Linked DNA regions of Homo sapiens: region 2 is linked to region 1. A link is an interaction called in ENCODE POLR2A ChIA-PET data of the cell type or tissue named here. Cell type or tissue: Panc1. All regions are shown on one strand. Each heading gives the region's core, and the rest is flanking DNA. Links, peaks and the distances in the headings are about the cores only.

Region 1 (5,374 bases), core at 186-5,185:
TAGTCTCGAACTCTTGACCTCAAGTGATCCACCCACCTTGGCTTCCCAAAGTGCTGGGATTACAGGCATGAGCCATCATGCCCAGCCTTCTACACAAATGTATTTCTTTTGTTAAAAAAAGTATAGCAATAAAAAAATATTTCAAGCAAATAAATTTTAATCAACCTTATTCTCCATGGGAGTCTCCTGGGACCAGCTTCAAGTGATTAGATTTTAGAGGCCAGCCTTGTGGCCCACCAGTTTGCCATGAGGGTCTAAGATTTAGGATATGGACAAGTCTGGCCAAGCCTGAATTAGGGAGCAGAAGACAGTCAGCAATGTGCACAGACAAAGGATGAAAGCTGAAAATGTCCAGACTGTGCCCCGTGGCTTCCTCTGACCCATCCCAGCCCTCCTTCAGTGACTAATTCATTAGCTACCTCAGGCCTCGGTTAAAATGACACAGCTTGCTCCTCGTTTATTTCCTTCATGACACTTACCACCATTTGCAATTATTTTATTCATTTGAATATTTCTTTTCTGTTGGTTTATTTGTCCTCACTAGATGGCACATTCCCTGGGGCTGGGAGCAGATCTAGGTCACCTCTGTGTCCCCAAGGCCAAACATAGCACCTCACCCATTGCAGGTGCTCTACAAATACCTATGGGTTAAAATAAGTGTGAAGAATTAGGAAAAAATGGCTATCTGGGGAGGTCAGAGGAAAGAGCAGGAGAGAAAGATGGAGGGGAATGGAGAATGAAAAGCAAATTAAAGATTCATTTGAGCCATAATGTCACTAGGAGCAGGAGGAGCGAAGGAACAGCCACCCTGCCTCGCTGGGATGCCACTGTCGGGCTAAGCTTGGTTAAATAGGAGGAACACAGCCAGGACACCCCGGCAGCTGGAGCTCTGCAAGGTGGGACATGAGCAGGCAGACTAAACTTGCTGTTTCTAAGAGTCCAGTCAGAGTCTGCATTGTTCTGCAGAGCAGACAGCCGAGCAAGACAAGAGGAGGTGTGAGCATAAACTCTTCCAACGACTGCTGCTCAGTTAGAGGAGGAATCGTACCCCGCTCCTTTCCCAAGGGTTACTTATATTGATACCATTTTAAAAATAATAGTGAGTTATATACAAAAAGAAAAAGAAATATTGTAGAAACAGGCCAGCTGTGGTAGTTCACACCTGTAATCCCAGAAATTTGGGAGGCCATGGTGGGTGGATCACTTGAGGTCAGTAGTTCGAAACCAACCTGGCCAACATGGTGAAACCCCGTCTCTATTAAAAATACAAAAAATTGGAGCTGAGTTTGATGGTGCCTGCCTATAATCCCAGCTACTCGGGAGACTGAGGCAGGAGAATTGCTTGAACCCTGGAGGCAGAGGCTTCAGTGAGCCTACATGCCACTGTACTCCAGCCTGGGCGACAGAGTGAGACTCCGCTTCAAAAAAAAAAAAAAAACAAGAAAAGAAAAATAGTAGAAACAGTTCATCAAGAAAGAAGCCGCTGCTGGGCGTGGTGGCTCATGTCTGTAATCCCAGCTACTCAGGTAGCTGAGGCCTGAGAATTGCTTGAACCTGGGAGGTGGAGTTTGCAGTGAGCTGAGATTGTGCCACTGCAATCCAGCCTGGGCAACAGAGTAAGACCCTGTTTCAAAAAAAAAACAAAAAAAGAAAGAAAGGGAGAGAAAGAAAGAAAGAAAAGAAGAAAAGAAAAGAAACGGGGAAAAAAAAGAAAGGAAAAAGAAGCTGCTAAATGGGAACATGAGACGCACCCCGGGTGTGATATTATGATTATGATTTTATATATATATATCTCTTATCAACAGTTCCTGGCCATAACCCCATAGCCTTTGTCACGGTCTTTCGTTACAGTGTTGGGGTGCTTTAGCCCTCAGGCGCAGGCCTCATGAAACAGAATCTCTCTCTCTGACCTCCTCCTGTCTTTCACCTGCCCAAGGCAAGACTCGAATCTGACGGTGGGTCAAAAACCCTTATTCCAGAGAGGGTCCTGCCCCATGCCCTAGAGGAAGGAAGGAATCCTGCACAGAGAGATAAGAAAAGTCTGAGCAGACAGGCTTTGCTGGATTTCGATCATGTGCTTTTGGTCCAGTCACATTTCTACATGGTTTAATCATGCCTGTGTAATGAAGCCTCCTTAAAAATCTAAGAGGACGGGGTTCAGAGAGCTTCCTGATAGCTGAACAAATGGAGGTTCCCAGAGAGGGCATGGAAGCTGTGTGTCCCTTCCCCCATATCTTAGCCTATGCATCTCTTCATCTGTGTCCTACGTAATATCCTTTATAATAAACCTGTCAGCGTTTTCCCTGAGTCCTGTGAGCTGCTCCAGCAAATTAATTGAACCGAAAGAGGCGGCTGTGGGAGCCCCAAGTTGAAGCTGCTCTGTCAGATGTTCCAGAGGCTCATGACTGGTGTCTGGCAGTGTCAGGGGCAGTCTTGGGGACTCAGCCCTCAACCTGGGGGACTTGATGCTATCTCCAGATAGTGTCAGAATTGAATTGGAGGACACCCAGCTGCTGTCCGTCCACTGCTTGTTGGTGGAAAACAAGCCCCCTGCATTTGGGCACAGAAGACTTCTGTGTTGATGGTTGTGGTGTGAGAGCAGAGGAAAAACAGTTTGAGAGTTTTTCCCTGAAACACTGGCACACAGAATCTTGCCTTGGAGGGAAAAGAGGCTAATTCCGGTCTAAAGGGGAAAGAGAGGTAATTTAAAACACACACTAGTGTTCCCAGGAAAACCAGCAGTGAAGTAAACAAAACATTAAGCAGAAAAGATCCACATGCACTGGCCAGGGGCTGCAGGCTCTGCTTCACTGAAAGGGAAAGAGAAAATGTTCAAATGTATCCCATGTGCGGTCAGCTCTGACAAAAGCCTCCCTCCTTTATCCCAGGACGCAAGAACTGTCAGAGTTTCTCCTGCAGTGTCTTCTCATGCAGCATTTTCCTCCAGTTGCTCCTAAAGCACCCAGGCTTCAAGACTCACCCATCTGCTCTTGTCTTATGGTTATTGTATGGTATATTTTATTAAGCGGAATTATCTTCAAAGTAGCCTTAATTGACCAATAAGGCTAATAATAAGGCTAATATTCTGGCTAATAGTGGCATTATTATTATTATTATTATTTTAGAGACAAAGTCTTGCTCTGTCACCCAGACTGGAATGCAGTGACAGGATCATAGCTCACTTGCAACCTCAAACTCCTGGGTTCAAGAAATCCTCCCACCTCAGCCTCCCATGTAGCTGGGACTACATGTGCATGCCACGATGACCAGCTAATCTTTTATTTTATTTTATTTTATTTTTGTAGAGATGGGGTTTCAGTTGCCCAGACTGGTTTCAAACTCCTGGGCTCAAGAAAACCTCTTTCCTAGGCCTCCCAAAGTGCTGGAATTACAGGCATGAACCACCACACCCAGCTTTGACATTATTATTTTTAATCAACTTATTTACTGGATTATTCTCATTAAAGACTCTTCACCTATTACCTTAAGGAAGATAATAAGCATTTTTAAATGTACCACTGTGCCTATACAATACACAACAAAGTGGTTGTGCCAATGGCCTGTGCCAGCTGTCTATTGCTGCGTAACAAACCATCCCAAAGCGTAGTGGTTTAAAACACCACTGTGTTCTTTCTGTTGATTCTGAGGCTCAGGAATTTGGGCAAAGCTCTGCAGAATGATCCATCTCTGCTCCACAGGGATCATTGGGTGACTGAGCTGGCCCTGAGCTGGCCACAGGCGGTCGTCTAGGCGTGATGCTGGCTCTCGCCCAGTGCCTTAAGCCTCCTGCACTCTGACCTTTGTCTGAGCGACCTCACCAACAAGCAGCTTGGTCTGAGCTTCTAAACAAGGCAGCTGGCTCCCAAGACAGAGAGAGAATAGAAGCTATAACTTAAGGGAGAATTTCTGCTGTAACTTATTGGCCAAAGCAAGTCACAGACCAACTGGCAAAGTGATGCCACCAAAAGGGCAGTTGGGATAGAGGGATCATTGTGACCTCCTTTGGCAACACAGACCCTTACGAATACTGAGGCTGTGAACAAGTGTTGACTTCTTGATGTTGATGGCTGCAGGCTAGTGACAGCAATTGTCCAGGACAGATCCATTGTCTTCCCACACAGTAGCTCCAGGACCACTATCCCTCACACACAACTTTTGCTCCCTGTCGACTTCTTTCTCTTCCATAAAATCTGCAGCTGATATTTACATAAAGTCTCAATATCAAGATAGTAAGATGGTCACTGCTTGCAGCTCCATTGCTTTGCTTACTCTTCGTCATTGACTTTCAAATTTTTCCACAGAAATGACCCTACAGGCTCAGAAGAGCGATAGTGTTACACCAAGGAGACTGGCCCCATTCAAAAGCACATTTCCTTCACGTCTAAATTCCTATCTTTAAAAAATCATGCAAATTGTACTTCTAATCTATAAAATGTCTATCTGCTTTGGCAGAAATTTTAAAAACATGCTTTTCTCCTCCAAATTCACCCACAGAGCTGATGTTGTAGAAAGTGTCTTCCTGGGCACAGAAACCTGGGACTGGCACTGGTGGCCTGCTCCAGACCCATGGGGTGAGGCTACACCCCACAGAGCAGCAACGCTTGTGATTCCCTCACTCAGGAACTGCTGCTGATGCTGACCGAGCCCTGCTCCCACTGGGAGAAATGGGGCCCAGAACTCAGCAAGGAGGCAGGCCCGGGGGGGCAGTCCTAGCTGAATGATCATGTGAATTTTATTGAATATAGACGGAGTTCTAAAACCCCAGAAAGAGACTTGTTTCCTAAATGGTGGAGCTCCGTGGACAAGAATGGAGACATCCTGGCCCCACAACAAGGGCAGCATCCATGCAGGACGGCAGCAGGGGTTCATGACTGAGGGGTCTGAGGCCTCTGAGGGTGTTAGGCAAGCCAGCGAGATGCTAACTATTCACTGAGCAGTCACTGTGTGCCTGGCACAGGTTAACAAGGGGAAGCTTAGGTCATAGTTCCTGGCTGGGCGAAGTGGCTCACACCTGTAGTCCCATTACTTCAGGAGGCCGAGGTAGGAGGATCACTTGAGCCCAGGAGTTCTAGACCAGCCTGAGCAACAAAGTGAGTCCTCCTCTCTAAAAAAAATTTAAAAATTAGCTGGGCATGGTGGTTTGCGCCTATAGTCCCAGCTACTTGAGAGGATGAGGTGGGGGGATGGCTTGAGCTCTGGAAGTTGAGGCTCCAGTGAGACGTAATTGTGCCACTGCATTCCAGTCTGGGAGACAGAGTGAGACCCTGCCTCAAAAACAAACACATAAACAAAAAGACGTAGCTCCTGTGGCTGGGCAACATGCACTTCTGAAAAGAGGCGTCTCCCCACCCCATGCACCTCGAGACATGAACAG
Region 2 (5,374 bases), core at 309-5,308, 66 kb before region 1:
CAGGGACGGCTGCCTCAGTGACAGGTGTGGGTTGGGGGAAAAGCACACACTTGAGTGGCAGAGCCGGCTACTGCTCCTCCCAGGCACTTGCTCCCTCTTTCCTTCCCTGTCCTCTGCTCTGGAACTTCATAATCCTGAGCCACAATTGTGCACATCAGAGGAGAGATACAGGAACTAACAAAAAAGTGGCCCAGCAGTTTTGTTCCAGAGAATTGAGTTTAGAGCACAACGCCTCACCTGGGCTACCACAGTGCCCTAGAAAGCTGTAGATGGATACAGGATGTGATGGTGAGTTTCATGCATCAGCTTGGCTAGGCTATAGGACCCGGTTATTTAATAAACACTAATGTGGACGTTGCTGTGGAGGTATTTGTGGTGTGGGTCACATGTACAATAAGCTGATTTTCAAGAGATTGCCCCTGATCATGTGGATGGGCCTCATTCCGTTGATCCCCCTAAGAGCAAAAACTGAGGTGTCCCACAGAAGAAATTCTGCCTCAAGACTGCAGCCTCAACTTCTGACTTCAGAGCTGCTACCCCGCTGCTTTGAGGCCGGAGGCCCTGCTGGGCCCAGCCTCCTGTGGCTGAGTGTCATCTATTGTCTCACGCTCAGAAGGACCCCAGCCCCATCCAGAAACCAAACACACCCTGTGGTCAGTCTCAACTCAACCTGCCAACCACCTAGCTGTGATTCTGTCCTTCTCACTATGCTTATTACAAACAGGTGGACCAGGCTATAACTGGGCAAGATCTGCTGATGGCTTACTGCTGACTGAATCAGGCAGGGGTGCCTGCTCTTAAAGGTGTTTCTTTTTAGTGAGATCATGGCCTTGGGTGTGAGGCGAAGGAATAACTAGGGGCTAGGGAGCAGCAGATCCAGGTGTGAGGCCCAGCCCTTATGTTTATTGCCTCTGTCTTCTCACCTGTAAAATGGGTTCACAACAATAAGATTACTCACAGTGTTGCTTTGAGGCTCAAAGAAGGAAAGGTGTGTGAAGCATGTTGAGAACTATGAAGAAAAATACCAAGGTTAATAATTAATTAAAGCATTTTTACCACTTTCCATCGAACTATTGAGAACAACAAAAAACTTTTCCAAACTGTGGCTAAAAGCAAGAGGTCGGTCTCTCCTCTAACGTTTCTTCTTTGATTCCCAGGCTTTTGCATTTAGCCCAAAATAGGCTCCTTGGTGCCCTGCGTTTTAAGTAGGAAGTGACCAAGTCACTGACTTCCCGGAATCTGTCTCTGCCAACACAGGCCATAGAGTCCTTAACAACCCGCCTGTGAACAGTTATTTATAGTGTTCACCTCAGGCGGACACCACTTTTAGGGCAGCAGGGAAATGAGAACATCCGCTAAGGGCGGTTTAGATCGATCTGTTTTGCCCAGCTCTGCTCAGCTGGGAGAAGTCTGCTGTCTGCTCCACAGCCCCTCCACTTCAGAGCAGGTAGTCGTGGCTTGCACTGTGGGCTGTTCCCCCAGCCTCTACACAGCTAGAAGACAACCTCTTCCTGTTCACAGAGCTCTAGAGGGGGACAAGGGAGTGTCAGCCTAGCATCTGTGGAAAAAGAGTTCAGGGAGGCTGCAGTGAGCCATGGGAAAACCTAGGTCTCTTCCCTGCTAGTGTGTGACTTCCAAGACCTCTGGCTTCCCCTCCTAAGTGACGGTGGCATGCTCTGCCTGCGTGTGTCATAGAGATCCTAAAACCTCCCGTGAACAAAGACTGGTACACAGGCGGGTAACAGTGTTGCTATTATTCTTTCTTCAGTAATATGACCCAACACAAGCAAAGAAAGAGACAGGCAGGCTGGCTTCACGGCTAGAGTTGCTGAAGATGACCACCGCAGGAGGGAAAGGAATCACGTTCATGGTTACTTGTCATCAGTGCAGAGTTCCCTCCCAGTGTGTTAGGACAAAAGGGAAGAACCTCTGCAGTTGAGAAGCAAGGCACAGATAAGAATCTTTGGATTTCTTCGGTTAGGTACTAAATGCCTGGAGTGCGGCTTTTTCTGCCAGCAGCTGCGTCCAGTCATTTGTGGTGTTGAGGCCAGGGTAGCGGCCCTGTCCTGGGAGTCGGCCTCAGTCTTTGGCTTTGGCTGTAAGGCACACTGAGAGAAACTAGGCTGCAGGCCGCTCTTCTCTGCCTTAAACCCCTCTGGGTGGGGCAGCTCTCTCGAGAGCAGTCATTACTGCAGCTGTGTGAGCTGCAGGGTGGCTGAGCAGAGGAAAGGGAGGCACGATTGCTCACCCCTTGGGAGGCGGCACAGGTCACAAGAGAGCTTTGGAGTTGTACAAATCTGGGTTCCAATCCTGGATCTCCCTTCTTAGACATTCAGACCACCTCTCTAACCCTCGGTTTCCTCTTCTGTGTAGTGGTGATAATCCTACAGGCCTCAAGATTTTGGGGACACCAAACGAGAGCACAGAAAACCAGTGCAGGGGGGAGGGTGCTGGTGCAGGGTAGTTGGTGAGTGAGCATGACCCTCAGCACCCCTGACTCCACCGTTCACACCTGAGAACGTAGGGCCGGAGATGACTTTGCCAAGACTGAGCACCAAGCAAGAAGCACGGCTGCGGGAAACGCGGCATGCTCAGGCATCCACAGTCTTTAAGCTAAATGACATCTTACTGAGCGCTCCCTTCCACAAGACTCCGTGTTGGGAACTGTGCATGCGAGGGATCTAGGTTGCCTGGGGGAGGTGCTCTCCCCTCACCTTCTTCAGAAAACAACTTCCAGGTTTAGTGTTTAGAGTAATTTTTTTTAAATGTACAAAAAGTGCTTTGGTGTCCAAAAAAATGTGTTGAATTTGAAAAGATTCAGATGGCATCCATAATCTTCATCCCCGCCCTTCCAGCCCCGGGCTTGGTACCTCTGCAGGGCATGCCCAGGGTGGTTGGGGACTGGCACAGGTCTGTGGCCCTGGGGGTTGGGGACCCCTGCAGTAGGGTCCTGAGACTTTGTGAGTCGCTGGGCTGCCTGCAGGGCCAAGGGGCATAAGCAAATCTCCATCCTGGCATTGGTGCAGGTGAAAAGGAGGTGTAAGTCCCTGCTGCAAATGGAGAGGACACAGATATGACACAAATGGAGAGAGACAGTGAAAATCACCGAGAGACCAGGCTCTGCCCGGGCTGGCCATCTACCAGCCACCCAGCCATGGGATGCTGGACAGTCCTCAGGCTTCTCGGGGCCTCTGTTTCCTCACCCAGGAAATGAGCTCAGGCCAGAGGGACAGTTTTCAGGGTTTTCAATTTTTTTTTTTAAAGCAGCAGAAACTTTTCTTTAAAATAAACCATGAGCAGAGCCCCAGTACATTAAAAAAAAAAAAAAAGTAGAATCTGCCTGGTGGAGTGGAAGTGGGGACCCAGAGGCCTTGTGTGCCTTGACCCGAGGATGTGTTGTTGGGGCCGCACTTTCAGAGGGGCACCCAGCACCCTATATTGGGCCCACAGGTCTACATCTGTTCCCATGTCCCAATTTAGCTGTAAGTCCTTGCAGGCAGGGGCTGTCCTAGAGCACTTGGGGTGGCCAGAGCCCAGCCCAGCACCCTGCTCACACGCTCTGGTGACATGTCATTAGTAGAGGCAACTTGCGCAGGTCTGCAGCAACCTCCATTCTTGCCTCCTCAGAAGAAAAAATTCGACTGAGGGGCATAAGGCAGAAGAAAAGACCAAGGCAAGTTTTAGAACAGAAGTGAAAGGAAGTAAAGTACACTTGGAAGACAGCCAAGCAGGCAACTTGTGAGGTCGAGTGCAGGGTTTGACCTTTGATTTGGGGTTTATATGTTGGCACGCTTCCAGGGTCTTGCATTACTTCTCCTCTGATTCTTCCCTTGGGGTGGGCTGTTCGGGTGGGCTGTTCCCATGCGCAGTAACGGTGCTTGAGAGCGGGGCATGCACAGTGTGTTTACTGGAGTTGTACACATGCTCACTTGAGGCGTTCTTCCCTTACCAATCTGGCATTCCTAGAGGAAGGTCATATGCCAGCTAAACGCCTCCATTTTGCCTCTTAGTGCGCATGCTTGAGCCCACTCACCCAATCCCCTGCAACCTTATCGGGAAGCAGCTGATCACCAGCTTCAGGTGTTTTCTGTTTATTGGGAGACTGCCTTTCCCTGGTGCTGGCTGTGCCCAATTATTATTTTAGAGAGACAGTTAACAACAACCTGATCATCACCTGATGGTTGTCTGACATTCCTGGTGTGTGTGTTGGGAGAGCCCCTCCTGCCCTGCTCATGCCTGGCTAGCTACCTCCCTCATCAGTACTGCAGTGGGAAGAGGCAGCCGGTAAGTCGATGAGAAGTGCCTCCTCTGCAGCAGGGCTTTCAGTCTTGTACACTTCACGGGGTGGCCGGTTTTCTATTTTTCCAAAGACTGGTATTAAAATAGACAATTGTCCCTACTGCAGTCACCTGCAGTTATTCAAATAAAGGGCATTTTGGCAATAGTAAAATGGCTTGGCCCTTGGGGACCACTACTCTAGAGCCACTTCCGGTCATTTGCTTGACCTTGTCATCTGCCTGTCTTTGCAAGTGAGTTCGCTTTAGGCTGACCTTTGGTCCATGGTGGTCCAGGTCTGCCTCCTCACAGCCCTCAGGCGTGGCTGGCTGTGACTCATCTGAGCCTGGAGTGTTGTCCTCTTGGTGGGCACTGATCACTGTGACATCTCTGCCTTTGGTCCAAAGTCCTGTCTGTACTTTAATAGAATATGACTACTGAATCTTGACCTTTGGCAAGAGAGGCCTGGGGTGATTTAAAGTAAACAAAACAGCCCTTACCACCAGAACCTGCCCAGGGAGGCAGGGACAGAAGTAAAGCAGTGTTCTGTCCTCAAGCTGGTGGCGACACAGAAAGAAAGCCAGAAAAAGCAGCCCCACAGTGTGTTAACTGAGTCCTCACAAAGTGCTGCAGGAACCCATTGGTGGAAAGAGTTCCTTGACTAGCGTTGAGGGAGAGGATGTGCTTGTGAGGGGACCAGGGAAGGCTGCTTGTAGGAAAAACAATGTGATGGTCCTTTCATTTATTAACTTATTTATTGATTTATTTTGTAATTACAACTTTACTTTAGATTCGGGGGGGGGGTGGTGCATGTGTAGGCTTGTTTACATGGTGGGCATATTGCATGATGCTGAGGTTTGGGATACGAATGATCCTGTCAGCCAGGTAGTGAAAACAGTACCCAGTAGTTTGTTCAACCCTTCTCTCCTCCCTCCCTTTCTGCCCCCTCTAGTAGTCCCTAGTGTCTATTCCCATCTTTATATCCATGAGTACGCAATGTTTAGTTCCCACTTGTGAGAATGGCGGTATTTGATTTTCTGTTCCTACGTTAATTCGCGTAGGATAATGGCCTGCAGCTGCATCCATGTTGCTGCAAAGG

The links. ChIA-PET counts read pairs that join two places held together with the same protein. Peaks named below come from ENCODE experiments on the same cell type or tissue, not always from the same donor. Only the 100,000 strongest peaks of a DNase experiment are listed, where the experiment ranks them.
Region 2: POLR2A ChIA-PET joins it to region 1 with 9 read pairs; 3 of 35 experiments call an interaction of 5 or more read pairs at or near these places.

The regions. Positions count from the first base shown.
Region 1 is chr1:228,868,893-228,874,266 of GRCh38, reverse strand. No RefSeq gene overlaps it. Among named protein-coding and RNA genes, the nearest start is that of RHOU, 140 kb to the right of the region's middle. In Panc1, for the core only: no CTCF peak of the experiment used is centred there; no DNase peak of the experiment used is centred there; H3K27ac peaks cover 739 bases.
Region 2 is chr1:228,934,707-228,940,080 of GRCh38, reverse strand. All of the region lies in intron 2 of LOC124904539 (a long non-coding RNA gene), which reads left to right. Among named protein-coding and RNA genes, the nearest start is that of RHOU, 200 kb to the right of the region's middle. In Panc1, for the core only: no CTCF peak of the experiment used is centred there; no DNase peak of the experiment used is centred there.